Regions from separate parts of the Homo sapiens genome. Here regions 2, 3 and 4 are each linked to region 1. The links are chromatin loops, found by intact Hi-C in ENCODE. Cell type or tissue: GM12878. All regions are shown on one strand. Region 1 overlaps UST (uronyl 2-sulfotransferase). Region 2 has its middle 70 kb from the start of UST. Region 3 overlaps UST (uronyl 2-sulfotransferase). Region 4 has its middle 33 kb from the start of SUMO4.

What was found. Hi-C counts contacts between places; a loop is a spot of excess contacts. Peaks named below come from ENCODE experiments on the same cell type or tissue, not always from the same donor. Only the 100,000 strongest peaks of a DNase experiment are listed, where the experiment ranks them.
Region 2: it touches region 1 in a loop (10-fold over the local background); 2 of 110 quality-filtered maps call a loop at or near these places.
Region 3: it touches region 1 in a loop (4-fold over the local background); 10 of 110 quality-filtered maps call a loop at or near these places.
Region 4: it touches region 1 in a loop (4-fold over the local background); 8 of 110 quality-filtered maps call a loop at or near these places.

The regions. Positions count from the first base shown.
Region 1 is chr6:148,753,831-148,761,830 of GRCh38, reverse strand. The region is part of intron 1 of UST (uronyl 2-sulfotransferase); the gene reads right to left. LOC107986659 (a long non-coding RNA gene) reads left to right here. Exons shown (of 2, transcript XR_001744408.2): 1 at 1-999; 2 at 1,852-3,927. Among named protein-coding and RNA genes, the nearest start is that of UST, 11 kb to the right of the region's middle. RefSeq lists enhancers at 1-109, 363-1,113. In GM12878, no CTCF peak of the experiment used is centred here; DNase peaks (open chromatin) are centred at 650, 1,870 and 3,150; H3K4me3 peaks cover 1,823 bases; H3K27ac peaks cover 3,453 bases.
Region 2 is chr6:148,673,470-148,681,469 of GRCh38, reverse strand. No RefSeq gene overlaps it. Among named protein-coding and RNA genes, the nearest start is that of UST, 70 kb to the left of the region's middle. In GM12878, no CTCF peak of the experiment used is centred here; DNase peaks (open chromatin) are centred at 3,239 and 3,799; H3K27ac peaks cover 2,053 bases.
Region 3 is chr6:148,826,940-148,834,939 of GRCh38, reverse strand. All of the region lies in intron 1 of UST (uronyl 2-sulfotransferase), which reads right to left. Among named protein-coding and RNA genes, the nearest start is that of UST, 84 kb to the right of the region's middle. In GM12878, no CTCF peak of the experiment used is centred here; no DNase peak of the experiment used is centred here.
Region 4 is chr6:149,429,098-149,437,097 of GRCh38, reverse strand. No RefSeq gene overlaps it. Among named protein-coding and RNA genes, the nearest start is that of SUMO4, 33 kb to the right of the region's middle. RefSeq lists a silencer at 4,837-5,123. In GM12878, CTCF peaks have their summits at 4,921 (motif pointing right) and 7,319; a DNase peak (open chromatin) is centred at 4,957.

The DNA.
Region 1 (8,000 bases):
TGCTGAAGTTGGCTCCACACTCGGGGGTTATATCAACATTTCCTCCTTCAAGCAGATCTTCCACACAGGAACTCCTCCCTCCACCTGCTAAGAGGTGACCACACCACAATCCCCGGGCCAGGCTGGCAAGGCTGCAGGGGTGAGTGTGGCCAGGCCCAGGTTGCTCAGGTGCCCACCCTCCTTCCTCAGCCCTGCCGGGCATTCTCCACCAATCGGCACTTTCTGGTTTCTTCCCCACTGTGGTAAAAATAACTTCCTCTTGAAGTATCTAAATCTGTATGTGATTTTACACACTTTTTTTTTTTTTGGCACGTTGTCGGATGAATTCTGACACTAAAGCAGAATGAAATTGCAAGAGATCTGCAATCACATTTCTGTAAAGCTCTGACCAGATGAGTCAGTTCCACTGTTTTCTCAAAGACTGAGAAAATACTTTCAGGCAAGACACTGCATTCTAAGCACCACAGCAGTTCCTTCTCCCCTAAGCTTCTTAGGAACTTGGCAGTGTGGTAGATGGAGGGAGGCGGAGCAGAAGGCAGGGTGCTGTTTGTTGTGATCTGCCCATGGCTTACTGGCTGTGTTCTGAGCAGAGAGGGCGTCTCAGGGGACCCATCAACCCACATCGACGTGGCTCCCAGAACTTGGCCGCACGTGCTTGGAGGAGCTGAAGCAGGGTTCCAGCCAGCCCGCTGGGGGCCTTGAAGTAAGGCTCTGTTGCACTCCTGCTAACACCCTCAGAAAAGCGGTGGGAGGAGCAGTCATTCTCAAATACCACAGCTTCGAAGAGGATCCCTTCTGACAGTAACATACCACTGCACAAAGCAGGCTCACTGAGGGAACTGGAAAACTGTTCAGTTCTGTGGCTTTTACGGGCCATGTAGACAGAGGAAGGGGGCTAAGATGTGTAAGGGAATCAAAACCATTTCATTTCTCTTTGTGCTTACTGGCCAGCCGTGTCTCCTCTTCTGTGACTGCTCCTGTACTCTGCCCATTTATCTCGTGAGTTGGTTTATCTTTTTCTCATTGATAAACTGAACTTTTAAAGACCTGCATATTAGTTCTATTTCCTGGGGAGATGTTTGTGGTTTTTTTTTGTTTTGTTTTGTTTTGTTTTGTTTTGTTTTGCTATGGTTATGGGGTGTTACTGTTGAGCTTTCACTTTAATATAGTTTTTTTTTTCTTTGTGGTTTTTACTTTCTGTGTCTTCAAATGACTTCTGATGAGAAAGTACTGGTAAACAGACCTATTTGTCTGGACAAGATTTATGTGTGTAGCAGAGCAGGGTAGACATAATAGTCATTTTAGTATCTTCAATTATTTGAAGACTATAAAGTCCAATAGACAAGCCTATATAGCTTCCAGAAGAACAGCAAAAAATGGATGGAGGCTAGAAAGGAGTAGCTCACCACACTGTGAAGAACCCTCTTACCCACTGGAGCTGCCCACAGTGAAATGGGATGGTCAGTAGCAGGCAACCGGGAGGAGGCTGTGCAAATCCTCATCAACAACACAGCTTTCACCTATCACATAGTGAGACTCTAAACTCTGGAAACCCATGTCTTACTCTGCTTCTTCTCTCTTAGGACTTCCTGGGGACATTCTGCTTCCCCTAATTTCTAGAGCAAGTTCTGGCGGAGGTGGAGGAAACGCACTGCTGATTTTAATTTTAGAAAAAATTTAACTATGATTAAGACTCAGAAAATGACAACGATGGCCTAAAATGTTTTTGTGTATTCTACTTGCCTTGGTCACTTGACTTCTGCAATTTTTAAAATAAGTGTTTGGGTCCAAAGAAAATAGCCTTATATTTGTTTCAGTTGCTACAATTATATGACCTCTTGTCTCTTTCAGCACATGATTTGAAGAACAGCAGAGATCTTAGAACGATCTACTTCAGTGATTCTCAAGAGAAAAGAAACACTCTCCCCTGGGAGTGCACAGAAAAATTACCTCAGGGACTTTTTTTTTTTTTTTTTTTTTTTTGAGACAGAGTCTCGCTCTGTCGCCCAGGCTGGAGTACAGTGGTGCGATCTTGTCTCACTGCAAGCTCCACCTCCCGGGTTCACACCATTCTCCTGCCTCAGCCTCCCGAGTAGCTGGGGCTACAAGCGCCCACCACCATGCCCGGCTAATTTTTTGTATTTTTAGTACAGACGGGGTTTCACCGTGTTAGCCAGGACGGTCTCGATCTCCTCACCTTGTGATCCGTCCGCCTCGGCCTCCCAGGGAGCTGGGATTACAGGCGTGAACCACCGCGTACGCCGCATTCTTTTATTTTTTTATTTTTATTTATTTATTTATTTTGGGATGGAGTCTCGCTCTGTCGCCCGGGCTGGAGTGCAGTGGTGCGATCTCGGCTCACTGCAAGCTCCGCCTCCTGGGTTCATGACATTCTCCTGCCTCAGCCTCCCTAGTAGCTGGGACTACAGGCGCCCGCGACCACGCCCGGCTAATTTTTTTGTATTTTTTAGTAGAGACGGGGTTTCACCATGTTAGCCAGGATGGTCTCGATCTCCTGACCTCGTGATCCACCCACCTCGGCCTCCCAAAGTGCTGGGATTACAGGCGTGAGCTCAGGGACTTTTTTAAAAGGACTTCCAATGCCATGCCCTTTCTCCCTCTCCTGGCCACTGAGATGTATTCCCATAGGGACAGTCAAGACCCTATGGAAACACTGCTATGGATGAGGGTCCTAAGGAACGGAAACAGCTGAGAATCATGGATCTAATGAAACTCCTTCATTGTAGAGATGAAGACACTGAAGCCTTGGAGGCTCACATGACTTAACACCGACAACTGACTTATTGTCGGGTCACCCTGCACACCCAGGCCTAGTGCCCCCTCCATCCAGCCGCATGGCTCTGCCTGACGGTTCTGTTTATCCAATGGGAAGGCATTCATGTCAAACAGCCTTTGTGTTAAAGCAGGAAGCTCTGTGCTGGATGACAAGGTCAGGGTTTTTAAGGTCCCCAAACAAAATACAACTTTCTACGAAATAATGTAAAATCAGCATTTGCCTTCAACTGCTCAAGGAACTGGGTGATTGGCCATGCCAGATGGTATGGCTCTCACTTGCCGCAACACCTACTGGAGGCTAACAGAGCAAGGCAACACAGAGAGGCTGAGCTTGGGAAACAAGCAAGTGAAGACACAAGATCTGCTTCTGCGGTTCACTGCTCTTGCTCTGACTGTCAATGAGAGGGAAGTGGGAACTGAGAAAAGAAAGTGGGCGTACTACTGGACGTGGTAGTTTCGTCATGAATGGGGGAAGTTCTGGGAGCAGGCACAGTGTATGCCTGGCATTGTGATTATTTCTGAAAGGATGTATCTTATGGATCACTAGTGCAATCCTAGAACAGCTGGCTATCCCAGAGAGTAAGCGCCAGCATACTCCCTCCACACAGCTATTTTTATTTTGTGAATGCAGGAACAAAAAAAGTAGTGTGGATAAATTCAAAACAGAGGAAATCAGGCTGTGCAAAAAATGTGTCATTTAAAGACTATCTCCAGGAAGCAGAAGAGAAGAAGCAGGAAGGGGTACATATATGTAATTAGTGGGATGGATGAATTACCGGAACTTGTCAGGTGTTGAAGAGCCCTTGCCAAATACTAGTGAAGTAATTGTGTATTTCTAGGTTTGATTGCTTCTTTCAATTGGAAGTCAGGTTATCAGTGAATCTGTATACTCCCCCAGCTGTGTTCTGATATGAGTGTGTGTGTACACTCATATGTGTATGTGTGCTAAATGAAGAGGGAGTTAAAGGGAAGCAAAGAACAAGCTGAGAAAATTGGCAATTGTTGAACTTAAATGTCAGGCCTTGGGTTAGAGAAGTATCCTGTAAAACAGCAATTATTAATCCTATTGTATACATCAAAACATCAGAGGTTCAGAGAAGTTAATAAAATTATTCAAGCTGTCCCAGCTAATAAATGGTAACACAGTGCTTCACACCCGGAGCTCTGCTCCAAAACCTATATCCTTCCTACTGCCTGATGCTTCTGCCCCAAAGAAGGCCTTCCATGAATATTTGTTGAATGACTGAACAAAGGAATTCATATGTCTCAGAATATTCTCATTTTTCTTTCATCAAGATTATGAAAATTGTACTCCTTGAACTAAAAAACAGCAATGGTGTTTCCAGAAATGCAGTACAGTTAAAGGTAATAGGTTATTTAAATCATCTATTAATGAATTAACTAAGAATTGCCTAATCAAAGCCATGACTTAAGGTTATTATAGTATCTTTCACCAAACAAGTGTAAATGGGTTGGTGGATTGAGACCTAATTTTACAGTATGGTCGTGTTGCAGTTCTAGGTTAAACTCTGTTCAGTCCCTATTTCAAAAATCACATCATTCCACGGTCTCATCTCCTTCATGACTTAAAGTCATGCTTGAAACATACTGGCTAATTTAACACAAATTGCTACCTAAAGAAGACACTAACCTACAGAAATAACAGCTATTCTGCAAACTTCCAAAACAACTGGTCTAGGATTTCAGAAAATGACAAGTAACAAGAAGTTTGCATTCTAACTGTATGCACACAAATCTCTAAACTGATCTCAGCTATTCTTAATTACAGAGAGAGCTCTAAAAGTGTAATTCCAAATGCCCAAAGGTAAGAAGTGGACAGTTATCTCTGTGCACAGAAGGAAATGTTTGTGTTACCAGGTATGATGGCTTGTGCCTGTAGTCCCAGCTTCTCAAGAAGCTGAGGTGGGAGGATGGCTTGAGCCCAGGAGGTTGAGGCTGCAGTGAGCTCTGATGGCACCACTACACTCTAGAATGGGCAACCACCTCTAAACAAAACTATATGTACTCATATGTCATAAGTGGTTGTAATGTATTTGCTTGGAGCATCAGCTTCAAAGAGCAAGAAAGAAATAGGCTAAAGGCATCAACTGAGCTAGAGTCCTTCTTGGCATCCCTCCCCATATTCTCTAAATAGAGACCAAACAAAGCAGGATTTGGAATCCTAGTGAAGAACAGTTGCTCAGCAAATATACTGAATCAACAGCCACTTCCTGAGGGCCTGTGTGGAGCACCCAGAAGAGATGTCAGAGCAGGGATGCGAAGCACTGAATAAGCTTCCTCCCTTCAAGGTGCTTGCTCACAGATGATCACAATACAAGGTAGAATGTCAAAACTTCATAAGAGATCATGAAATAAACAAATACTTACAGGAGTTTAGAGATCCTAATTGGAATTGTACCTTCCTAAACAATCAGTACAAAGACATTAGCAGAAGTCTAAGCAGGCAGCGAGACAACAAAAATGAATCAGTGGCAGTTTTGGGGAAATTATAGACAATCAATATAAACCCTGAGACAGACCAAGAGGTATGGCGTAGCTTCAAGACTAAGCAGCTATATCTGGTTCCCTGGTAATTTTGAATGACAGTGTATTAGTCCGTTCTCATGCTGCTATAAGGACATACCTGAGAGTGGGTGATTTTTAAAGGAAAGAGGTTTAATTGACTCACAGTTCCACATGGCTGGGTATGCCTCAAGAAACTTACAATGATGGCAGAAGGGGATGCAAACACATCCTTCTTCTCATGGTGGCAGGAGAGAGAAGTGCTGAGCAAAGGGGAAAAGCCCCTTATGAAACCATCAGATCTTTGCAGCCATAAAAAAGGATGAGCTCATGTCCTTTGTAGGGACATGGATGAAGCTGGAAACCATTATTCTCAGCAAACTATCACAAGGACAAAAAACCAAACACCGCATGTTCTCACTCATAGGTGGGAATTGAACAATGAGAACACTTGGACACAGGAAGGGGAACATCACACACCGGGGCCTGTCGTGGGGTGGGGGGAGGGGGGAGGGATAGCATTAGGAGATATACCTAATGTAAATGACGAGTTAATGGGTGCAGCACACCAAGATGGCACATGTATACGTATGTAACAAACCTGCACGTTGTGCACATGTACCCTAGAACTTAAAGTATAATTAAAAAATATTACCATTTTTCACCTGGATGATTACCAGAACTATAGAGATGACATCTAGCTCTGTGGAGGTGGCAGGAAATGTGAATTATGTGTAAATTACTTCAACATTTTGATCTAAAATATTTAACAAAATTTAATAAATTAAAAATGCTCATAATTGGAATACTGGACCCCAGTAATCCAGTTTTGGGGAATGTGTATTAAAAAAAAAAAGAAAAAAAAAAGAAACCATCAGATCTCATGAGAACTCACTATCACAAGAACAGCATGGGGGTTAACCGCCCCCATGATTCAATTACCTCCCACAGGGTTCCTCCCACAACATGTGGGGATTATGGGAACTACAATTCAAGATGAGATTTGGGTAGAGACATAGAGGCAGACCATTTCAGAGAGTGTTGCCAATTATTCAAACTGAGGCCAAGCAGCATCTAATTGACTGCAGTTATTTTAGAGCTTCTTATTTTGATTATATATATTTTTGAAACCTACTAAAATTTTCTGTCATTTTTGTAAAAACAATATTTCTTCTTAAAACTCATAAGTTATTTTACTCAAGAGAAACATACGTAGCAAATACTGTTCCTATATATTTGTCCTTCATATTATACCACAACATGAATACAAAATAAATTGCATATGAATTCCAATTTCATGAGAATGCTTAAGATTTCCTTGGTTGCTTCATATATTGTATAAGGAACATAATAAACCCAAATGTTTTCTCCTGCTGAGCTCATCGGCTCCATTCTAGTGAGCAAATATAAAGACAAAATATAACCATTGTACTATAATCTGCTGTTCAAAAATTAGCTAAATTCATATTCCACATACAAGTCACAGCAATCTTTGTGACATCTCTAAAATAGGTTAAGTGTTAACTATCCATGAATTATCATACCTTAGAGATAAATGTAAAGTGTTTAATATTCAAAGTAATCCATAACTGTAAAACAAGACCCCCAGGATTCTTTAGAACAGATCCTTGTTTTCAATCCATCTTTAGAGTTTATTTAGGTTTTACTATATACCCAGGTACCGTACTTAACACTTTAAAACTCATTTACATATAAAACTAATTTCTTGCTCCTTGATAAGGTGAACACCTATAATATAGTGAACAATACATAACAGTATTGTATTTAAGTCAGTATCATATTTCCCAACCCCCAAATTAATAGCAAGATCATATATCTGAAAAGGGTCTACTGTTAAGAATATATAAATAATGTTTACAACTCAACAACACAAATACAAACAACCCAATTCAAAAATAGGCAACTGAGGTAACTCAGGAATGGAAAACTCAACATCATATGTTCTCACTCATAAGTGGGAGCTAAGCTATGAGGATGTAAAGGCATAAGAATGACACAATGGACTTTGGGGACTCAGGGAGAAAGGGTGGGAAGGGGGTGAGGGACAAAAGACCAGAAATTGAGTTCTGTGTATACTCCTTGGGTGACGAGTGCACAAAAATCTCACAAATCACCACTAAAGAACTTACTCACGTAACCAAATACCACCTGTTCCCCTAAAACCTATGGAAATAAATTTTTTAAAGAAAATCAGTGGCCGGGCGCGGTGGCTCATGCCTGTAATCCCAGCACTTTGGGAGGCCGAGGCGGGCGAATCACGAGGTCAGGAGATCGAGACCATCCTGGCTAACACAGTGAAACCCCATCTCTACTAAAAAATACAAAAAAATTAGCCAGGCATGGTGGCGGCCGCCTGTAGTCCCAGCTACTTGGGAGGCTGAGGCAGGAGAATGGCGTGTACCTGGGAGGCAGAGCTTGCAGTGAGCTGAGATCGCGCCACTGCACTCCAGCCTGGGCAACAGAGCGAGCCTCCAATCTCAAAAAAAAAAAAAAAATCAGCAAAATGTGAATAGACATTTTTCCAAAGAAGATATACAAACAGTCAACAAGCACATGAAAAGATACTCGACATCATTAATGCAAAACACAACGCCAATGAATATACCACTTCATACCCATTAAGATGGCTATAATAAAAAAATGGAAAATAAGAAATGGCA
Region 2 (8,000 bases), 80 kb after region 1:
TGTCTTATATGGTGATGGCAAGGTAAAGGAGAGAAGATAGAAGAATACAGATGAAGGACAGATCAGGCAAAGCAGATTCTCTTCAAGTAGAAGCTGCTGATAACTTTTCTGCCCTTAATTTAATAATATATTCATGACAAAGAGATAATTGTCTTGGTTGATTTTACTATAGTTGTCCTATGCACAGACACATCATGTAGGGGGAAGACAGTGAGCTTGAGCTTGCTAGAACTTCAGTTCCAGACCTACCACTCACGATTCTGCGTCCTTGGGAAAGACTTAGATTGTTACTTAAACAATCTGAGTCTTGTTTTCTCGTCTGTAAAATGGAATTACCAATGCCTATTTCAAATGGCAGTTGAGAGAATGAAATATTGGATACATAGTACTTCCACATACTTTTTTTTTTTTTTTTTGAGAGAGGGTCGTGTTCTGTTGTTCAGGCTGGAGTGTAATGGTGCAATCACAGCTTACTGAAGCCTTGGACTCCTGGGCCAAAGTGATCCTCCAGCTTTAGACTTCTGACTACAGATAATGTGCCACGCTTGACTAATTTTTTATTTATTTATTTTTTTTTTTGGTAACAATGGGGTCTATGTTGCTCAGTCTGGTCTCAAACTCTGGGCCTCAAGTGATCCTACCGCCTTAGTCTTCCAAAGTGCTGGGATTACAGGCATGAGCTACCACACTCAGCCCCTTTTTAAAAGATTCTTTTAAAAATGTAGTTTGACTGGTAAAGTTTTACCCATTCGTCTTTCCACTTTAACTGCTTATGCTTTGTTATGGCATTGCTAAACAGGGTGCTTGTGTTTGATACCTAAAGAAACAACTGCTGCCCTTAACGTGGCTCTGAACCTTCCACTAAATTACATATTTTTGATCATGGAGAATTCCTTTCTAAATTTTTGGTCTATGCAACTGTAACCTCAAACATGTGAATTAGTAACTATAGGGGCCAGAAAATAGGGACCATTAAGCCAAATTTGAGCTGCTCCTTCATTTCAAGAAAGGGAGGAGTATTACTAAATTGCAATTTGAGGGATGACTTCTTTCCTAGATGTCAACAAAATGAAATTCCACTTAGTAATTGCTGAAAGAAAAGATTACTATCCATGCTGTAATTTATATTTATCTTTCCTTTTAAATAGATCTTCTAAATTGAGAGATGAATGAAGGGTATCAATAAACCATTTAGAAGTCAAAGTTGGTAAATGAAATTTTATTTTCATCTGGGAGAGTTTACCTTATAAATTTGTTCCAGGGGAAAAGCTCAAATATGATGGAATCAAATGTAAATTATAAAATCAATTATTTAGGTGAGGTGGGGCAATCAATAAAATAACTGGGCTTCAGGACGCTTTGGTAGCTAGGCTGTCTTCAGAATATCCAGAACAATTAAGAAGACTCACTAACTGTCATTTTCTTTATTCCTTAACTTTTTTTTTTTTTTTTTTGAGACTGGGTCTCGCTCTGTCACCCAGGCAGTCGTGCTATGTTGGCTCACTGTAACCTCTGCCTCCCGAGTTCAAGCGATTCTCCTGCCTCAGCCTCCTGAGTAGCTAGGACTACAGGCGTGCACCACTATGCCCCGCTATTTTTTTGTCTTTTTAGTACAGATGGGGTTTCACCATGTTAGCCAAGCTGGTCTCCAACTCCTGACCTCAAGCAATCTGCTGCCTCAGCCTCCCAAAGTGGTGGGATTACAGGCATGAGCCACCATGCCCATCCCCTTAACCTTTAAAATTACTGAATTGCCTGTCACCAAGTAAAGTCCTAAGGATCCTCAAAAACTTGAACTCATACAGAATGCTTTGTTTAAGACCTGGGGGTGAGCAGCTGTTAGTAAACACAAATGCTTAGATGCTACGGCTACACTAAAATTGTGGTGAAAATTTAGAATAGTAAAGCATTATGCCCTATAAGCCTTGGCTTAGAATGGAATCTTTCAAAAACCCCAGTGGTCACATTACTGTTACTTATCCTAAAGAGATATTGTTTAAAAGTTCTCCTCTGCAGTAAGCATCACAAGCCCCTGTATGAGTTGATGGGAAAGGCAGGACCTTGTAAGGCTGAGTGTATTAGTCCATTATCATGCTGCTAATAAAGGCATACCTGACATTGGGTAATTTATAAAGGAGAGAGGTTTAATGGACTCACAGTTCCACATGGCTGGGGAGGCCTCACAATCATGGCAGAAGGCAAAGTAGAAACAAAGGCATGTCTTACATGGTGGCAGGCAAGAGAACATGTGCAAAGGAACTCCCCTTTATAACACCATCAGATCTCATGAGACTTATGCACTATCATGAGAACAGCACTGGAAAGACCTGCCCCCATGATTCAATTACATCCCACCACGTCTCTCCCACGACATGTGGGAATTATGGGAGCTACAATTCAAGATGAGATTTGGGTGGGGACACAGCCAAACCATATCACCGAGTAAGACCATGATGAGGAGTCATAGCCACTTTAGATGCTGTCACTTGGTGAGCAAGTCAATGTCTCTAGACCCAGTCATTGGCCATTGCGTGTCCACATGGATGTTCACTATCAGTGAGGAAAGGGTTTCACGGTACCCACAGCTTGCTTCTAATTCTGAGGACTTCCTCTTTTGTAGCCCCCTCTCCTGTCTAGGCCCCTGATGGTGTTTGGGCCCCTGAGGGAAGAGGAAAGACTAATACTGTCCTCTCCTATGGCCCTTGGAAAGCTGAGGCAGTGGAATCTACTAAAGAGGTTCATCGTCCCAGCAAATTTTATCTTCACAGTTCAGAATGCTAGTGCTGTCTCTCCAGCACCAGCCCCATGTCCAGATGGCATGGGCAAATGCTTGAGAGCCCTGCCAGGGCCACAGTATTACTGAGATTCCCAATTGCTGATGACCCTTGAGGTTTTTCTCCAGAGAGCCTCATCTAAAACATCTTTGTGTAGGACCAGTTCACGACATACTGATGTAGTGACCCGAATTAATTAATCCACTTACCTACGACGAATAGTGCCCTAAGGAATGCGATATAGACCAAAGAGGGCAAGGCTGGAAAGCTCTAGAACACAGCCCATAATGTAACCATAGAACTAGGAAGAAAGCTGTGAAAGAAAAGGTGATCTCCCCAATTCAGAATTTGTCATGTCTCAGAACTTCCTCTTTCTATGCTATTATGGGTCTTGCTCTCAAGATAATTCACTCAGCACAGGCTTTCAGAATTTCTGCTTTTCAACAAATGAACCAAATTCCTTTAAGCTAGCACCAGCCTCATGGTTGGCTGCCCCTTTTCTCACCTAATGTAATTATTTCCTGTGAAGATGGATTGGAGTTGAGATTTCATAATGCTGCCGTAACATTTCTCTCTCACTCTCCTGCATCACACTCACAGTGACATTTGGGCCATTTTTTGCCTCTGCATAAATGCACAATCTTGCCATCCATCATGCCAAGGGCAACTATGAATGAAATGAGCATTAAGCATATTAGTTTTCAATGCTATTAAAGCCATTAAACATATTAGCAGGCCCATTACTTTATTTTCCTACGGATTTTTTAGTATTGTGACCTCCAGTCATGAAGAAAATGCAAAGCCTTCCCAAGCAAAAGCTGCTATGAATGTGGGTAGGAGGTGAAGTTCACATGGGCCAAATCAGATCATTAATGGAAAATTATGCTGCCGCATGACATGGGCAAGTGTGAGATATCACACAACCAAGGAAGACACTGGCCTGTGCATGCTTTCCCACGCACCCAGTCGTACACAACTCATTAATTTGAAAACCAAAAAGAGGAAGTGAAATTAGGAATTTCAGTCTCCGTCTACCTCTCTTCTGATCTACCTTTAAATGGCAGCTACAGAAACAGAATAGTCTGAAACGCCAGAAAAATGTAAAAGTTCTTCATTTAAGTTTAGAAAAAGGAAGCTAAAAATAACCTCTAATTGAAGGAGTTATTTCAGAACCAGACTTGAAAACATTTAGCATAGTCTTTTAATTAATTTATTCTGAGGATAGTGCTGAAAATATATCTATCTACCTAATAGCAGAGAGAAAAATCTCCAACTTTGCCTTCTGGCTAGATTCGTTTTACCCTTACTGATATTTCCTCCCCTTATTTGTAGTTTTTGTTTCAATTATCCATGGTCACCTGTGGTCTGGAGATTGATGATTACAGTGCAGTAAGATATTTTGAGAGAGAAAGAGAGACCATAGTCACATAACTTTATTTTATTTTATTTTGTTTTATTTTATTTTATTTATTTGAGATGGAGTCTCTCTTTGTCACCCAGGCTGGAGTGCAGTGGCACCATCTCAGGTCACTGCAACCTCTGCCTCTTGGGTTCAAGAGATTCTCCTGCCTCAGCTTCCCGAGTGACTGGGATTACAGGTGCCCACCACCATGCCCGGCTAATTTTTTTTATTTTTAGTAGAGGCAGGATTTCACCATGTTGGCCAGGCTGGTCTCAAACTCCTGACCTCAGGTGATCCACCTGCCTCAGCCTCCCAAAGTGCTGGGATTACAGGCATGAGCCACCATGCCCGGCCCACATTCACATAACTTTTATTATGGTATATTGTTCTATTTTATTATTAGTTATTATTGTTAATATTTTGCTTGCTTAATTTATTAATTAAACTTTACATTAGGTATGTATAGGAAAAAACGGTGTAAACAGGATTTCGTACTGTGATGGTTAATATTGAGTGTCAACTTGATTGGATTGAAAGATGCAAAGTATTATTCCTGGGTGTGTCTGTGAGGGTGTTGCCAAAGGAGATTACTATTTGAGTCAGTGGACTGAGAAAGGCAGACCCACCCCCAACCTGGGTGGGCACCATCTCATCAGCTGCCAGTGCAGCCAGAATAAAAGCAGGCAGAAGAACGTGGAGAGACTAGACTGGTTTAGTCATCTGGCCTACATCTTTCTCCTATGCTGGATACTTCCTGCCCTCGAACATCAGACTCCAAGTTCTTCAGCTTTGGGACTTGGACTGGCTTCCTTGCTCCTCAGCTTGCAGACGGCCTATTGTGGGACCTCACCTTGTGATGGTGTGACTCAATACTCCTTAATAAACTTCCCTTTATATATATACACATCGATCCTATTAGTTCTATCCCTTTAGACAGCCCTAACTAATACAGGTACTATCGTTTGTTTCAAGCATCCGCTTGGATGTATCCCTGCAGATCAGTGGGAATACTGAACTTATCATAGGAAAAGCACCACCCTCAGTATCTTTTCGGATATAATGTACCCACGTGAGAAAAAGGCTTTCTGCAACAAAAATGGTGTCACGGGAGTTGAAGGAAATGATTTAAAACGTTTGCAAGTTACTATTGGGAAAAGTTAAACCTAATGTAAAATTTTAAACTAGATCCTCAGATTTAAAAATTTCTAGCCTTCCAGTATTTCATGTGTAACCTTGAGGAACACTTTGAGCTGTAAGAAAATGAAGACCTATTCTTAATCATAATGACATTTGTTGTTTTCATAAAGGGTCAGTGGCCTCAGTGTTGATGCAAGCAGCTGAATAATGTCATCAGGGAGCCAGACTCTTTCTATATTTCTGCTTATTCATTCTTACAGGACTTTTTGTTCTCATAACTGCAGCCTCACTATCACAACATGGCTGCTGAAGTTCTAGACATCACGTGCATAGGCAAAGCCAAAGGAAAGAGGAGCCCAACAGCTGAGGTCCTCTGAAAAAGAACAGGTTCTTTCCACTAAATTATGAAATCATTAGACTAGAAACTGTATCTATTTTGTCTTTGTGTCTTCCACCTTCCCTGGACCAGCTCCAGTAAGGACACATAGCAGATGCTGAAATGGTAGAATTAACAGGAAACCATGTCGTATATTCTAATCATGTTTGTCACCAACTATTAGTCAGTGGATTTTTTTTTTCTGGTATACTCTGCTCAGTGTATCCACATTCTCATCATCCTCACCATTTGCCATTTATAAGGTGGATAAAATGGTAAGGTATAGATCACACAGTGTGATCTCGATGAACAGACCTGCTAAAAGGAAAGTACCTCCTAAAGCAAATTCTGCCTTGTTTAAAAATAAAAATGAATTAACACAAAGCATAGTTGGCCTATTACCACAGCTCAGTGCTAAAGGTGATTTTCTTACTGTGGGGCATAACAAAAATATCTTCATTTGTGACTTTTCTTTAATCCCTGAAGACTTAAACATAAATATGACCACCCCTAAACCAAATTGAAAGAACATAAAAACACTTTGCTCCTTTTCTCCATTTTTAGACAGCTAGGTCAAATGGTATGTACTTTTAAATGGCTTTTGACATATATTGTTGGATTCCTCCATAAAGCTCTCTGTAAGCACTTATGAAAATGTCCCTAAACAGAAAAATTGTGTTATTGATCATTTGTTCCTGTGTTTGGTGTCCTTGCTTTTCTTCTTTGACTTGCTAAGTTAGGGAAAGTGAGCTATGGATATGCCTGACTATAGACGATAGACTGCTGGGAGCTTGTTGTGGGGAATTGCTAGGATTTGCTTTCTGTATCCCTAGTCCCCACATCTGTCACCAACCAGCAGCACTAAAATTTTGCCTTTAAGAGAATCTCCCATTGTGCCTTGCTCAGAAAGATGAACTGCTTTCTTGCCAGAGCCTTTCTTTTCCCTCCCATAAGGGCCATGCTCTGCCAAGCAGATACTCTCTCCTGAAGTCTTAATGTTTTGTGACTCTAGCAAGGCCAGTGAGTACTCTTGGCATTCATTTGTTATGTGAAAGTAGTGGTGTCTGGACCAACCTCTTTTTACTATCTAATCCTTCCACTAAATTCCATTTTGTTCTTAAGATAGCTAAAATGGGTTTCTGCTGTTTGCACATGTGGATTACTTGGTTTCCTTTTTTAAATTAATGACCACAAATCCCAAAATGTCTGTCAATGATGCCCAGCAGTCATCTGTGGTTCTCCAGGAAGCCGCCCCTCCACTCTCTGAGATGAGCATTTCATAACATCTCTCTCCTCAGGTTTCCTTCCTCAAATCTCAGCCAACTACCTTGACTCATACTCTTCCAAAAAGAAAGACATCAGACTTGAACTTCCTCATATTCCCATCACCAAATTACAACCTCACCTGCATCCATATTAGCTTCTCTATTTTTCCTGCATGAGAATTGAGTAATCATCTCCACTCCTCTCAGAGACCACCTTGGATCATGAAGTAGAAGCTTTATGTTGAGGAAAGCAGGGAAATAAAATAGAAGGAGTGTGGATTCTGGCAAGATGGATGTGATGGATGCCACAGTATGCTGCACAAATATGTGCCTCCAGGACTGAAGCTCTCATTCTCCCAGCTTCCAGGAGTGTTGGCATCAGACTGTTGCCAGCTGGTCCCTTCTCTGGCATGTTCCCTCAGCTGAAGTGAGCACCATTGTTTAAGGCCAAGCCCCCTTCCTTTTAACAGCCCTCCTCCAATGACAGGTCAATGTAAAGGTGTAAAGGCCCATCTCCCTTGCCCCAATTCTGGACAGCTTTGCAGAACTATCATAGCTCCAGAATGGATCATAGGATAGGCTGAGATCTTTATTGATTGCATCACAGCTTGAATTTTCTTTTTCTGAAAATCCTATTTCCTTCACTCCTGTGAGCATGCCCTAATGCACCTATCAACAAATCTTTTATCAGAGTCTGCTGCTTGGGAAACCTGCCTAGTAACAGCTAGTGCCAGAAGCAGTCTGAGAGAGCAGACTCTAAAATGAGATTTTGGAGCTAGATCACTTGCAGGCAGCTGGCAATGATGATCCCATCACAGCTGGTAGTTACTGGTAGACCCTGACATGTAGTAGCATGCAATTGTTAAAAATGTTACCATGATGAACTGAGATATTATACTGATGTAAGGTAATTTACTGACAGGTACAATGTGTGAGGCATTTTAGAGATAGAGAAAAAAAGGATAAGAAATATAGAACATAAAGGCCATTGCTAGGGTCAATCAGTGCTTTGGAGAAAAACAATGAAAGACTGAGAGTAAATTAAT
Region 3 (8,000 bases), 73 kb before region 1:
TTGTATACTTTGGGCACTCCATATTAATAGGTCATGCTAAATGGCTGTTTTCTATTAGCAAACTGTGGAAGAAATTTATCTTTAAAAGTGTGGATGCCATGATAGCAGGGTCTGTATTTTTCAAATTTAAAAATCCCCCCACATAGCATAGTGCCTAGCTCATTGTATGCCCTCAGTAACTGTTTTTTGTTTGTTTGCTTTCTTGTTTTTTGAAACAGGATCTCTCTCTATTGCCCAGGCTGGAGTGCAGTGGCGCAATCTCGGTTCACCTCTTTCTCACAGGCTCAAGCAATCCTCCCACCTCGGCCTCCTGAGTAGCTGGGACTACAGGCGTGCACCACCATGCCTGGCTACTTTTTCTATTTTTTGTATGGACAGGGTTTCGTCATATTGCTCAGGCTGGTCTTGAACTCCCGAGCTCAGGCAATCTGCCCACCTTGGCCTCCCAAAGTGCTGGGATTACAAGCATGAGCAACTGTGCCCAGCCTCAGTAACTGTTTAATAAACCAAGGACTAAATGAATGAGTGGCTTCCTTATTGGAAATAATGCTGCTTTGGTAAAGAGAATGCTTCCTCAGAAATGATTTACTTTCACCTAGAAAAATCTAATGGTTACCTACTGGTATCTAAGGGTTTTCCTGTAAGATGTAACTAAATGGTAATAAATTGTTTTATTTTTAAAATGTGGTCAAGGAATTAAGATTATTTTGACATTGGATGTTATTTATCTTTGTTTAAATGTATTCACGGTTAAAATGGAATGAACCTTATAACTTTATGTGACTTTTTCTCCTGGGTATATTAGTGCTATTCTTTTGAAGTCTTTAAAATCTGTTAAACAAAGTAAAACCATGGAGACAATAAATGGAAAAAATTACATATCTAAGACAGACTCTTACCCATATTGTTTCAATAACAGCATCAATTTATGAACAAAAAACAAGACGGTGAAAAGGTCAACACAGCAACTACCTCTGTCAAAATCAACCATTTCACAGAATGCTCATATTGATAAGAAAAACACTTCATTCTTAAACTGTCACGGTTTACGCCAGCCCTTAAGACTGTGCTTAGATCTTGAGAAATGTTTTTCCCTTTAACCTTTTTGATGAAATGGGTGGTTTTAAAGGCATGTTTTTCAAAAATAATATTGAGATTCATGCATGTTGAATTTTAATCACTCTGCTTCTCTGAGCTGGAGATCTAGACAGTGAACAACTCTGTGAAGTTTATAGGTGGGCAGTTGGAAAGGTGACACTATTTCCAGCAAAACTAGAACATCTATAACCTGCTTGTCCTCCACCTAAATTTCCCTGACCACAAGGTATCCTTTTCATCTTGAACATATACTTTTTCTCCCTGGAACTTTCTGGTTCTCCTCATTTAAAGCCAAGGCTAAGTTTTCTTTCTATAGGTTCCACAGTTGGGGTTCGTTTTTTGGTTTTTGTTTTTTCAGATAGGGTCTCTCTCTTTCACCCAGGCTGGAGTGCAGTCGCACGATCTCAGGTCACTGCAAGCTCTGCCTCCGGGGCTCAAGCGATCCTCCCAACTCATTCTCCCAAGTAGCTGGGATCACAGGTACATGCCACCATGCCTGGCTAATTTTTGTATATTTTGGAGAGACAGATTTCGCCGTGTTGCCCAGGCTGGTCTCCAACTCCCGAACTCGAGCAATCCGTCCGCCCTGGCCTCACAAAGTGCTGAGATTACAGGCATGAGCCACTGCGCCTGGTCAGGTTCCACAATTTTAAAAAACATGCTTATACTATTTTTCTATCATTGCAGATAACTGTTTCATTATACCCTATGATACTGTCTTCATAGTCCTAAATGAAGCAGTGGTGAGAAGGTCATGAATGATCTGGTGCTTTTTCTCAGGAGGACAGGGGGTCAAGAATGATTCCATCAAATGGTGTTGGATAAGGGAGCTCCTATACTTTCTTTTCTTGTTATTAACGATTTGAGATGAAGGCTTTTTCTCATGCTTTTCTATGGGCTATTTGTTCTGACAGTTATGACAAAGAAAAGATAGAAATACAATACTGTCTTGGCATTGCTTGTTAATTTTAAGAAGCAAGTTGAAAAACAAATCAAAGAATATAATACTTCAGGAGTTTTGAGTCCTTACCTAAATATCAACTAAAACTCATCTGACCGAGCTCCAAATAGAAACTGACTACACTGCACCACTGGGTATCCCAACTCTAATAAGGTATTGTATCCTAAGGCTCATGCCACTGGATTTGCATTTTCTAATTCACTTTCCAATGCAAGATTACTTGGACTTCTGATGAAAATGCTCCTCCAAACAACTAAATCACCATCAGGTTTATAACCAACTCAATGTGTGATAGTCCTGACACCATCACCCCAACCTAACGCGGCACATGGTTATTTCACTCTATGGGATGCTGATCAGTTTTTGGTCTGTCTCAGCTACATCTTTAAATTACACTTGTGCTGTACTCAGATCCTAAGGGCTTCATACTAAGACATGTAAATTATATCCATAAGCAAGATGTTCAGTTGATAGTTTTTTCAAGGATTAAAAAAAATTAATATGCACACCAAAACTTGGCATCCCATTTTGGATGATTTCAATAAAGATCTCACAATATCCTCAGATACATCTCAGAGTCAGGAAGAACACATTTACGGTGTTTGGTTTAAAGTCAATTAATATTCTTTTGGGAGGCCGAGGCAGGTGGATCACCTGAGGTCAGGAATTCAAGACCAGCCTGGCCAACATGGCGAAACCCTGTCTCTACTAAAAATACAAAAATTAACTGGGCGTGGTGGTGCATGCGTGCAATCCCAGCTACTTAGGAGGTTGAGGCAGAATCGCTTGAATCCAGGCGGTGGAGGCTGCAATGAACTGAGACTGCGCCACTGCACTCCAGCCTGGGCAATAGAGAGAGATTGTCTCAAATAAATAAATAAGTAAAGTCAATTAATATTCTACCAAATGTATTTACAAGTATTAGACCCATTGTTTATCATCAGGTTGGGTAATTGAGTTTAACTGCAGTGAGTCAAAACTGAATTGGAATCCACCACTTACTAGCCCTATATATGACTTCGGGAAAGTATTTAAGCAATCTGGGTCTCAGTTCCACCCCACCTACTTTCTTTTTTTTATTTTTTTTAAGAGATAGGGCTGTACTCTGTGCAGGCTGGAATGCAGTGGCACAATCATAGCTCTCTGCAGCCTTAAACTCCTTGGCTCAAACAATCTTCTTGCCTCAGCCTGCCGAGTAGCTGGGACCACATGCATGAGCCACCGCACTCAGCTAGTTTTCCTTATTTTTAAAATAGGGGATAACAATTGTTCTCATCTCTGAGGGTTACTGTTAGGATTATATGACTTCTTATTTGTCGGGCACTTAGCACAGTGTCTTGCTTCCGATAAGCACTATATAAATGTCTGCTAAGTGAAAATAGAAAATACAATGCCTGGCACTCAGAAGGGATTCTATAAGTGATAACTAAATCTGAAGCCAATAGCAATAAAGACTTAATAAAACAAAACTAAACTATAAGGCGAATTTCCTATAATAATAAAGTAAAAAGAATACTTGTCTGTGAGTCATGAAATGACTGTCCCAGTCACAAATACACCCTGTGGCTGTGGAAAAGACACTTCCTCTCTCTGCACCTGAATTTTTTCATCTGCAAAATGAGAGAATTGTACCGCAGAAGTTACAGTAGCTTCCAGATGCTGGTATGTGGCTGCGAAACAGTCGGCGCTGGTCTAGTCTGTGAGAAAGACGAAAGCAAAGGGCACAAAGGGCAATGTGTTGATCTGCTTCCTAAAGTTATATTTAATCATTTTAAAGGAATTTCCTTCAAGATTGATTCTTCCCACCCCCCCCTTTTCTTTCTTTTTCTTTCATCTTTCTTTTAATTTTCCTTTCTTTTCAATGTAAAAATTTCTTTTCTTTCAAGCAACGGTGATGAAAGCAGAATTTTACTGTGGCAAAATACATATATAATTTACCATTTTTAAGTGGACAGTTCAGTGGCATTAAATACATTCACAATGTTGTGCAGTCATCACCACTATCCCTCTCCATAACTTTCTCATTAGCCCAAACTGAAACTCTACACATTACACAATAGCTCCCCATTTCCTCCTCCCCCCTGTCTCTGGCAACCACCATTTTATTTTCGTTTCTATGAATTTGACTACTCTAGGTACTTCAAATGAGTGGAATCATAAAACAGTGTCTTTTTGCATCTTGCTCCTTTCACTTAGCGTAATTTCTTGATGGTAGAATTTTTAAAAATGTTTTTACTTGACAGTCCCCAAGTAATGCTCTTCCTAGTTTCTAATCCAAAAAACCACTGGACTAGAAAACCTCTAAGGTCTCATCTAGCACTAAGGTTCCATAGTTCTATGATCAAGGGCAGTGGTCACATTTTCAGTGCATTGTGGCACCCAACACATTGTGGGTGAGTGCTCCCGAAAGGAAACGATGCGGCAAGACCCTGGGGCTGCTGCTTAGTCCGGTCGTCTTTGTGGGGATAGAATTGGATAGAATATGTGTTGGGTCTATCACTTCCCATATTAATTGCCATATCTCTTTTGTGCTCTAAACTAGTTATACTATAAATGTAGAAATGAAAGGATAATAGAAAATACAGTTTTTGAATGCATGCATCATGTTGCCAGACAAAACCTGGCCCACTTGCCACAAACTGGCAAGAAATTGGTGGGTGTGGTCCAGTTTCCAGCAAATTCTACAAAGCACCTCCTCATGTCTGAACTTTGAGCAATTCAGTAAGTCACTCTATTAAGGGAACTATTTTAGGGAGGTATTGGTTTCTCCAATTACCTTAAAAATCACAGATCTCAGGTTTTGCTGTTTTTCACTCACCCAGCCTCATGGACAAGAGGCTTCAGGAGTTGTAGGCTTTATGTGGCATTCATCATCCATCTTTTAAGTGTAGTGCCTGGTGGTTTTTAAATGTTAACAAAGTGATATGCAAGTCTTTTCCTGTGCTACTAACCCCAGGATGTTCTTGCACTTTAAGTCACAAACTATGAAATTACTTTTTAAAACACCTTCCAAAATAATAGTCCCTAGGTCAGACCAAAGCAAGTAGAGAAATACATAATGATGGGTTGGTAAAATTGTTTTGTGTTTTGAGAATTGAAGCTATGAGTAACTATTAGAAAGAAGAGGACTACAAAGAACAAAGTATTAAAACAAGTGTTTCTGAATATATAAAAGTGAACCCCCAACCATTCCAAACAAACCGAGGGTAAAAATAAGGAGAACACTCGTCTGTGAGTCATGAAACCAGGAGAACACAGTGATCACAGGGAGAGGCTGGTGCAGAGTCCAGCAGAGAAATGATGGCCTCAAAAGGGCAAGTAGAGATGGTGAGAGTGGGGTGGATTTGAGCCGGATTTTGGAAGTAGACTGAACAGCACAGAGAACACTTAATTCTTGTGTCTGGAATCTCATACAATATATAATTAGCCCATGTGCTCTGCCCGCTTCACAATGATGCTCACACATGGCTGAAGATTTCTGCATTTTCCAGATAGGGAAGTTGGGCCTAGAGAGGGTCATTAGTGCAGAGGGTGCCTGCTCACATGGCTGTGTGGGATGAGCAAGGCCAAAGCCATATGCATGGTTACAGCGGACCCAGGTGCAGAGGTGCACGCCCATATAAAGACGTACATTAAGACCTCTTTCCTCTAGCAATGTGAAACATGGTTAATCTTAAACGTCACTAAAATCCATCCATCCATCCATCCATCCATCCATCCATCCATCCATCCATCCATCCCAGGGCTTAACTTGAAATGTCCACTTTGTCCCTGGGTACCCTCAGCTAGATCTGGAGCACATCTCTTCTTAAATGAATTTTCCACTTCTTACTCCAAGGAATTGGTGCCATTGTGTTTCTGGTAGGTTATGTATATTTTGAGCAATTCCTGCTTGTTCCCTCCCAAATAAATAGCATGTGCTTTCTAATTTTTAAGGAAGAGGCAAATCTGTTTTCAGCTGACTTATTCAAATGGAACACTAATGAAAAGTTAACCGCAATGTACTATTGGTTATAAAATGTTACTGTAACATTAAATTGTTTCTGATGTTGATCTGATTAATTTAATGATTCATTAAGACTTGAAAAGTGTCTGATACTTAGTAGGTGGTCAGTAATGATTACTTAATGAATACTTTTGCTCCAAAGCTTAATAATAATAATAAACAATCATCATCATCATTGCAAATACTTTTATTTGCTCCAAGTGTTTTATGTGCATAAATTCATTTAGTCCTCTCTCCATTTTACAGGTGAGAAAAGTGAAACCAAGTGGTGCCAAGTAACCTGCCAAGGACATAAATCTAGAAAGTGAGAGCCAAGAATTTTAACCCAGGCAATCTGGTTCCAGAGTCTGTGCTCTTAATAGCACATTATCTGCTTGTCTTAAGTGAATGAAACATAGGTTTTTAAAACCTAAGGAGCATACGATAATTTAAATATTTTCCCAAAATATTATACTGCTATAACTAGCTCTGCATGCTTAATTTTTCCAGTAATATAACGGCATTATTAACTTATGATTTTGTTCTGTCTGTGCTCTTTCTACACATAATTCTTGACCTCAAGTCAGGCATTAAAATAAAAACCAGTGAAAGAGCACAATTATAGTGTTCTTTGTAAATAAATAAATAAATAAATAAATAAATAATATAGACTAACAAAGTACTTAGGAGCATCCACTATCAGACCTAAGTTGAACAAATACGTAATTTGACAGACGTCATATATCCTGACAGATATATTTGACAAATATATATATTTGACAGAAGTCAACATATTTGACTTCTGTCAAATTACGTATAATTCAGAAGGGATTAAGATTCAGAAAGTGAATGGTTCAAATTCATTCTTAAACATATGGCAACATTTGACAACCTCTATGAAAAAGCTTTTTTTCTCCAAAAAGAACAAATGAAAATAGATTGTTATAGGAAGAATTTCTTACTCTCCTTAATCCAATCACTTCAAAAAGTCATAAAAACAAAAACACACTTTTAAAAATACATGCTTGAGGGTAAAAATTCTCTACCATCTGTTTTAGTAAACCGCATATGTTCATCTAAATATCATGTCAAGTTTTTCTTTTAATGAATACAGAGTACAATCTAATTCACAATTAGTGTTTTTGTTGTTGGTTTTTTTTTTTTTTTTTTACAAACTAGAATAATTTCAAAGTTAAGAAAATGGCAAGCCAGGATCATGACTAATATTCTCACTGAATCCTCTCTTCGGGAGTTTAGACGCTTTTTTTTTTTCCTTTTTTGAGACAGAATCTTGCTCTGTTGTCCGAGCTGGAGTGCAGTGGTGTGATCTCAGCTCATTGCAATCTCCACCTCCTGGATTCAAGCAATTCTCCTGCCTCAGCCTCCTGAGTTGGGATTACAGGCATGCGCCACCATGCCTGGCTAATCTTTGTATTTTTAGTAGAGACAAGGTTTCACTATGATGTCCAGCTAGTCTCAAAGTCCTGACCTCAAGTGAGGCCATCTCTGCCTCCCAAAGTGCTGGGATTACAGGTGTGAACCACCGCGGCCGGCCCCAGACTCTTCTTTTTTCAATGAAAGGCTACAGACTCCTCTGTTAGAAGAACAAATCTCACGTAATTTTAAAACTTCAGAATCTAATTCCACTCTAAAAAGTAGAATTAAATTAGCAAATCTATTCTGATGATAATTGGAACTGTCCAAAAGTCCATTTGCCAGCGTACCCCAAAGTGAGTCATACTTTATGTCATACATAAACCACATGCACTATAGAACAACAAGCATCTTCTGCATTTCAGGCGGTATCAACAATGCCCTTATTTATTGGTAGGTAGAATAATGGCCCTCAATGATGTTTATGGCCTAACTCCCAGAACCTGTGAATGTATTACCTTGCATGGCAAAAGAGACTTCAGGAGATTATCCTGGATTATCTAGGTGGGCCCGATGTAATCA
Region 4 (8,000 bases), 680 kb before region 1:
GTAGCTCAGCGGTGGCTCACACCTGTAATCCCAGCACTTTGGGAGGCCGAGGTGGGTGGATCACTTGTAGAGGCCTTGTAGAGGCCAGGAGTTCAAGACCAGCCTGGGCAACATGGTGAAACCCCGTCTCTACTAAAAATGCAAAAAATAGCTGGGCATGGTAGTGCTGGGCATGATGTGATAACAGCACTGTCCTCGGCTACGGGAGCTCCGTGACCCCGGGCCCCGGCACCTCAGGGCTGTCGTTAAGCTCCTCGCAGAGTAAGTCGAGGGGGCACGGTTGTCCCACCTACAGAGGGCACTTTGCTGGCACTAATCTCAGTGTGGCTGTGAGTCCAGGCAGGCTTGTGGCTGTTTTCAGCCCATGCTGGGGGTTGTGGCCCACGACAGTGCTGTTATCACCTCAAAGGCTGTGACAGTGGCTGCCAAACACCCATCGCTCTTGCCCCATGGAGAAAATATCAGGGATCCAAAGTTGCAGCTGACCCAGCCACAAAGCCACTGGGCCATGAGGCCACTGAGCACTTTTGTGGGTACAGGACGGACACGGTCTCCAAATGGAGGGAGACAAAGAGCCTGGAGCCACTTGGAATCCTGGGGATCCTTGGTGACCCATCACCTCAGCTTGCCCAGGACCGTCCCAATGTTAGTACTGAAAGTCCTGCATCCTGGGGGACCCCTCAGTCCCAGGCAAACTGGATGAGGGTCACCCTGATTCCTCACAAGCCCATGACCCCTGAAGGCAAATGGCCGGGCAGCTCTGAGCACTGGCTCTCACCCTTCTCTGCTCCAGTGTCTGCAGAGACAGGAACATCTGGAGGAACGGGGAGGATGGTCTTGCTGTGAGCCTCGGAATAGAAATCACAAGAAGCCAGATGGCAGAGCTTTGGGCCTGGGATGGGGCAGCTGGCTGCACCAAGGTCCTGGGAAGAGTCCACAGCACAGGCCAGCCCCGGGCCCAGCCGCCACCGGCCTCCCCCAGCCCCTACTGTCACCCTCTGGAGGGTTGACTGTCACTGCTGCATCTATGGTCTCCCTGCTCTGGTCACGTCACGACCTTCAGAATCAGGTAAGTTGTCAAGGGCTAAGTCACCACCAGCCCAGGGTAAGAGACTGATGTGGGACAATCACTTAGGGCCCTTGGTTGACCCCATTCTCTCTCCACCGTCCTCCTTCACGTCCTCGTCAAAGCCTACTCTCCACAAAGACAGCATAGGAGGCATGATCTGGGGGAAGAAGACCTTTCCTGGGCCCACGCCCAGGAGTGAGGAGGCAGCTCTGTCTTCTCTGTCTCCATTTCCTGGGGCTAAAGTCAGAGTGCCTTGTGGCTTTCCCACCCTGCAGCACGGGACCTTCTCCCACGTCCAGAGAACCCTCAGCAGCCCCAGTCATAATGACAACAAGAGGCTGGGCGCGATGGCTCACGCTTGTAATCCCTGCACTTTGGGAGGCCGAGGCGGGTGGATCACCTGAGGTCAGGAGTTCGAGACCAGCCTGGCCAACATAGTGAAACCCCGTCTCTACCAAAAATACAACAACAACAACAAAAAATTAGCCAGGCATGGTGGCAGCTGTAGTCTCAGCTACTCAGGAGGCTGAGGCAGGAGAATCACTTGAACCTGGGAGGTGGAGGTTGCAGTGAGCCGAGATTGCACCACTGCCCTCCAGCCTTGGCAACAGAGTGAGACTCCATCTCAAAACAAACAAAAAACAAAAAAACAAAAATCACACAAGAATACATGTCTTGCTTTTATTTTACACTATATCAGTTACAAAAATTATATCTATTATTTCATCTGCCAGATATTTCATCTGTCAGTTTCATCACACCTCACTTTCCACACTCACATCCTCTTAGTGGACCAATATCATCATTTTATTCATTAATGGATCTACTTAATTATTTTTTCTTAGAAGTTTACCAAAAAAGACTATTGAATGTTAATGGGAAAAATATGAAATAAACACCCAAATCTTTTCCATTAATTCCCCCATCTTAATCTAGCTCCACATCATGGCACCCATTCAAAATGGCTCATAAAATTGAGAGTCAGTACACATCTTTTTCTTTTTTTAACATTATATTTGGTAAAAATGAGTTAAGAATGACATTTTTTTTTTTGAGAGAGAGTTTCACTCTTGTTGCCCAGGCTGGAGTGCAATGGTGCAATCTTGGCTCGCTACAACCTCTGCCTCCCGGATTCAAGTGATTCTCCTGCCTCAGCCTCCCAAGTAGCTGGGATTACAGGCATGTGCCACCACGCCCGGCTAATTTTGTATTTTTAGTAGAGGTGGGGTTTCTCCATGTTGGTCAGGCTGGTCTCGAACTCCTGACCTCAGGCGATCCGCCCGCCTCAGCCTCCCAAAGTGCTAGGATTACAGGCATGAGCTGCATTTTTTATTTTTATTTTTTGTAGGAACAGGGTTTCACTATGTTGCCCAGGCTGGTCTCAAACTCCTGGCCTGAAGCCATCCTCCTACCTCGGCTTCCCAAAGTGCTGGGATTACAGGCCTGAGCTACCGCGCCCGGTCTGTTGTTTACATCTTTACGTCTATGTATACCTATGGTTTCACTCCCACTTGTAAGTGGTTTTCTGTTTCTGTGATAATTAACTTAGGATAATGGTCTGCAGCTGCATCCATGTTGCTGCAAAGGGAAGCCCCATTTTCTTTATCCAGTCCTCCACTGATGGGCACCTAGGTGGAGTCCATGGCTTTGCTGTTGTGGACAGTGCTGCAATAAACATGCGAGTGCAGGTGTCTTTTTGGTAGAACAATGTATTTTCCTTTGGGTACATACCCAGGAATGGGATTGCTGGGGTGAATGGTAGTTGTATTTTTAGTTCTTTGAGAAATCTCCAAACTGCTTTCCACAGGGGCTGAATAATTTACATTCCCACCAACATTGTTATGAGTGTTCTCTTTTCTCTGCAACATTGCCAGCATCTTTTATTTTTTGACTTTTAAATAGTAGCCAAGAATGACTGACTTGCTAGATGATCACACAGTGTGCACACAAACATTTCATAAGATCGTAAATAAGGAACATTTCAGAAGCTTTGCTGAGTAAGGATAGTCATTGCAAAAAACAAGCTTCCAAAAATGGTTAACTAAAACTAGGAGGGAAATATATTGTAATACAGACAACTTACATTTGTGTGGCATGTTGGCATTCATCAAGCAAATTTCCATGTACTGTATTATGTACTTTTCATATTAATTCATGGTGCTGTGAGGTAGATTATAAGTCCTATTTTATGGATAAACTGAGGCTCACAGGGTGACTTGTCTGAGATCCTTCAGCTGATAAGTATTGGGTTCCAACTATGAAGGACAGGGACCAATCCAGGGATCTCTCCATTACACCTGTGAGCAGTGATGGGACAGAGCTTCTTTGCTACCTGCTGCTTTGTGGCTAAGCCCGCCTTGGCCTCAGGCAGCCTAGCTGCTGATCTCAGCTCTACCTCCTACCACCTGCTGTGTGTCCTTAGGAAAGCATCTTAGCTTCTCTGAACCTCAATTTTTTCATCAGTAAAAAGGGTGCAAAGAATATCTGGCATATTGGATCATCAAGAAGACTAAACGAGCTACTGTAAATACAGCCCCAAGTGCAGTGCTTGACAGAATTACTGCACAAAATGCTGGCAATTATCATGACATTGTTATCCAAGTACATCATAAAACTAATTGAAGGAAGTGACTAGGGGATGCTCTGCAGCCTCTGCGACACAACTGTTGCTCCATGAAGATACAGATTTTCAGTAATTTATTCTAATGTTTATTATTTTATTATTTATCTTGTTTTATTTTATTTTGAGACAGAGTCTCACTCTGTCGCCCAGGCTGGAGTGCAGTGGCGTCATCTTGGCTCACTGCAACCTCTGTCTTCCAGGTTCAAGTGATTCTCCTGCCTCAGCCTCCCGAGTATCTGGGATTACAAGCATGTGCCACCACGCCTGGCTAATCTTTGTATTTTTAGTAGAGAAGAGGTTTCGCCATGTTGCCCAGGCTGGTCTCGAACTCCTGACCTCAGGTGATCCTCCCACCTCGGCCTCCCAAAGTGCTGGGATAACAGGTTGGAGCCACTGTGCCTGGCCTGCTTTTCAGTAATTTTGAAGCACAAAGTACTCAGGCTGTTGATGATTTCCCTGTCAATACAAGTAAGCAGTCAGCTTCGTTAGTGGTCTGTTGTTGTGCAGATGTGGAGAACTGATAAGCGACGTGGAAGGAGAAAGGTACGCCTCATCGCATGGTGTGGGAACACGTGTGTGTAATGCTAGAAATACTAGTATTTAGTATTTTAGTATATTTAGTAAAATTTAGTAATTTTAGTATATAGTATTATTGGGTCAATTTTGTTCTTAGTTTCACACGTACATTCTTGGACATTTCGACATTCAAATGCCTTGTGGGGAATTAGTAACATATCTCTAAGGTCTTGTCCAGCCCTAACATTCCGTGATTTCTAAAAACCACCCCAACACATTTATATAGCATCACTGACCAACTCGCTTTGAAATGGATAAAGTATGTTCCCATTCCATGCGGTTTTTTCCTATCCGACTACAGAAATAGTTCTCCCCCTCAAATCTCACTTCAAATGTGGGTTTGAGGCATGATTTTTAAAGAGCTTCCAACATTGCGATAGTGTTGGCAAGGATGCCAGGAGGGAGCCCTCCAGAACATAGGACTCCACTCCCTTAACTTCTGGAAGGCAGAGGGGAAAAGCACAGTCGAAATTCTCTGGAGGGGAAGGCGCTGGTCTGCTTCAGCTGAGAAAGGAGCTGATCAACGGTAATCCGCACCAGTCCTGAATCCTTTATTCTCTTTACACAGAGTGGCTAGAAACAGGCTGCCCAACACAGCTGCTGGTGTCCCTTCAGACCCAGGGACGCATGTCAGAACCAGCACCAACCATTAGGTGGCGCCGTTGTAGCACAACAAGCATTGACCTGGGTTGGCGACAAATCTGACCCCGCTCCCGGTGGAACTGCCACTGGCTCTCTCCCCTGTCATGGGGTTCCCACAAGCCTAGCAGCTCGGAGCCCCAGGCCAGTAACCAGTGAACAGCTGAGGATGAGGATGATAAAACACAGGAAAAAACACGTGCACTTGCACCCTGGCAGTTACAGCTCTTTGTGATGGAAGATGTAACAGCTAAGGCAAATTAAATATGTTTTCATTTAAAATTCATAATAAACTATTTTGAACATACATAAAATTATGTGTATATATGACTATTGTAACAAATGCCTGATTTTTTTTTTTTTTGTTTTTGAGATGGAGTCTTACTTTGTTGCCCAGGCTGGAGTGCTGTGGCATGATCTTGGCTCACTGCAGCCTCTGTTTTCCAGGTTCAAGTGATTCTCCTGCTCAGCCTTCTGAGTAGCTGGGACCACAGGTGCGCACCGCCACACCTGGCTAATTTTTTTGTATTTTTGGCCATGTTGCCCAGGCCTGTCTCAAACTCCTGAGCTCAAGTGATCCTCCTGCCTTCGCCTCCCAAGGTGGCTGCCTGACTTGAATTTTAACACCCTGCCATGTTTGCATTAATGTTTTATTTCTTTTAATAATGATTTGTAATTTTCTTTACAAATGTATGGGTGCATATTTTATTAAAATTATTTCTGAGTACCATGTAGATTTCTACCACTATTGTTATTATGAATGGGTTCTTTTTTCTTCACAGTCTGTTATTGTTGTATTTTTTTGTGTGTGAATAATCTTTGAATTCCCTGAATGCTTTATCTACATCTATTGAGATCATTACATTTTTCTCTTTCATCTTTGCATATGGGATAAACCAGTTAATTTTCTCCTTTAGCACTGACCAAAAAAATTCTGTTTTTAAAAATAATATTATGGCCGGGCGTGGTGGCTCACCCCTGTAATCCAGCACTTTGGGAGGCCGAGGCGGGTGGATCACTTGAGGTCAGGAGTTCGAGACCAGCCTGGGCAACATGGCAAAACCCCTCTCTACTAAAAATACAAAAATTAGACAGGCATGGTGGTGGGGGCCTATAATCCCAGGTACTTGGGAGGCTGAGGCAGGAGAATCACTTGAACCTGGTGGGGGGCGGAGGTTGCAGTGAGCCTAGATCGTGCCACTTCACTCCAGCCTGGGCAAAAGAGTGAAACTCTGTCTCTTTATAATAACATGAGCATTTCCTCGTCTTATTATAAACTCTGTAAGGATGATCTGTGGGAACTACATTTTCCCCAGTGGAGAGACTAAACTTATTGCACATTATGTCTCTTTTTTTTTGCTATTATAAATAAAAATACCTTTGGCATAAATTGACCCAGTTAGATGCAAGCAAATTATGTGATATTTTAAGGCCTCTGATGCCTGTTCCCAAGCTGCTTTCTTGAAAGCCGTGCAATTGTATACCATCACCATCACCAGCAATGCAAGTCATCACTTCTTCACCAGCAAGACCATTAAAACAATCCCCCAAACCACTGTCATCAGCACCACACCAGCAACATGACAGGTGAAAAGCTTCAAGTCCATTTGTTTAACTTTTTTTCCCCGTAGGATTGTTAACACGTTTAATTCCTCTTTGGTGAATCATCTATTCAAGTATTTTACCTACTTGGTGATCAGAATCTTGGTGTTTTTAATTTATTCACGGTAAGAACACTATACCTATTCAGAACAGCAGTCTTTTGTCTGTTTTATCTGTTGTGAACGTTTTCCTCTGTTTGCTTTTTCAAAATTCGGCTGTTTTGATGTAGCGATGCTTCCAATTCTCCCTTTTCCAGCGCTTTCTCCAGCTCTGCCTGGCTGTGAGTGCCGGCGCGGCTCTTCTTGTCTCGCCCTCTCCCATTGGCCATTTTACTCTGTGCTTGAACCATCATTGACAGGTGGCTGCCTCTCCCTGGGAACACACCTCAGGGGCCCGCTGCCCCCAACGGCTCTACTGGATGTCCCCCTGGCATCGCGCTGCTCCCATGTACCCACTGCTCTCTGTGTTCTCTAAATCCACGAATGCCACAGCCATCCACGTGGCCACCCTCACCAGTCGCGGGCAACACCCCCGATGCCCCCCCGTCCACTTTCTCACCAAACCTCCTGGTCGTTCTGCTCTCACCTGCCCGTGGCTTTGTCCCCACCGTGAGTTCTCCTGTGAAATTCCCTCTGGATTATGTAAATTCTTTTTGCCCCCCAAACTTTCTTTAAAAAAGTTTTTAAACATATAAAAGTGCAGAAAATGTCATAACATATACCTATGCGTCTACTACTCAGATTTTATAAATGCTACCATTAGCCATTACATGCTTTGAATTTTTAAAAGAATGAGACTCCTATAGATGTCACTGAAGCCCTATTTACAGCTTTCTGGATCCTGACAAGAAGAGTGAGGATGATGGAAAATCCGGAAGAGGGTTTCTTAGCAAACGTGTGATAATGGTAATGAGCAGTGAGGCCGAGGCTTGTTTGCATTAGGGAGGATGGGGAGGGAGGACCCCAGAGCCAACTCCCTCCCTGCTGCTGTTTGAGTGCTCCCCCATCACAGTCACTGTGCTGGTGACTTCCATATATTACCATTTCATCCTTGCAGCCAATCAGAAAGTGGGGTTTAAGATGAGAACACGAAGGCGGGCAGGGGTAAATGGCTTGCCCAAAACTCTCTTCTTCTCAGACATCACGGCTGCTCTTACAGCTTGCTCTGGATCCAGAACACTCCTAGGAATAGCCATCCAGCCAATGCTATCCTGTGCCCTTATGAAGCCCTTTCTTCCTACTGCCAGGCAGAATACAGTTTAGGCCATGATCAGGCTATGGAGATATCTGAAAGACGTGGGGGGCTCAGCGGCTGCAGGGAGAGTGGAGTTGCTGTGACTGCTGAGCTGTATTGAGCCCCTGGGAGGGATAATAGAGCAACTGAGCAGTTTGGAGGCTGGGTGTGAGAGCCATGGGGCCTCTCTGTAGCTTCCGAGGAGGCTTTTGTCTCCTGTAGTGGAAGAGCTGACATAGCTGACCAGTGGGTTGAGGA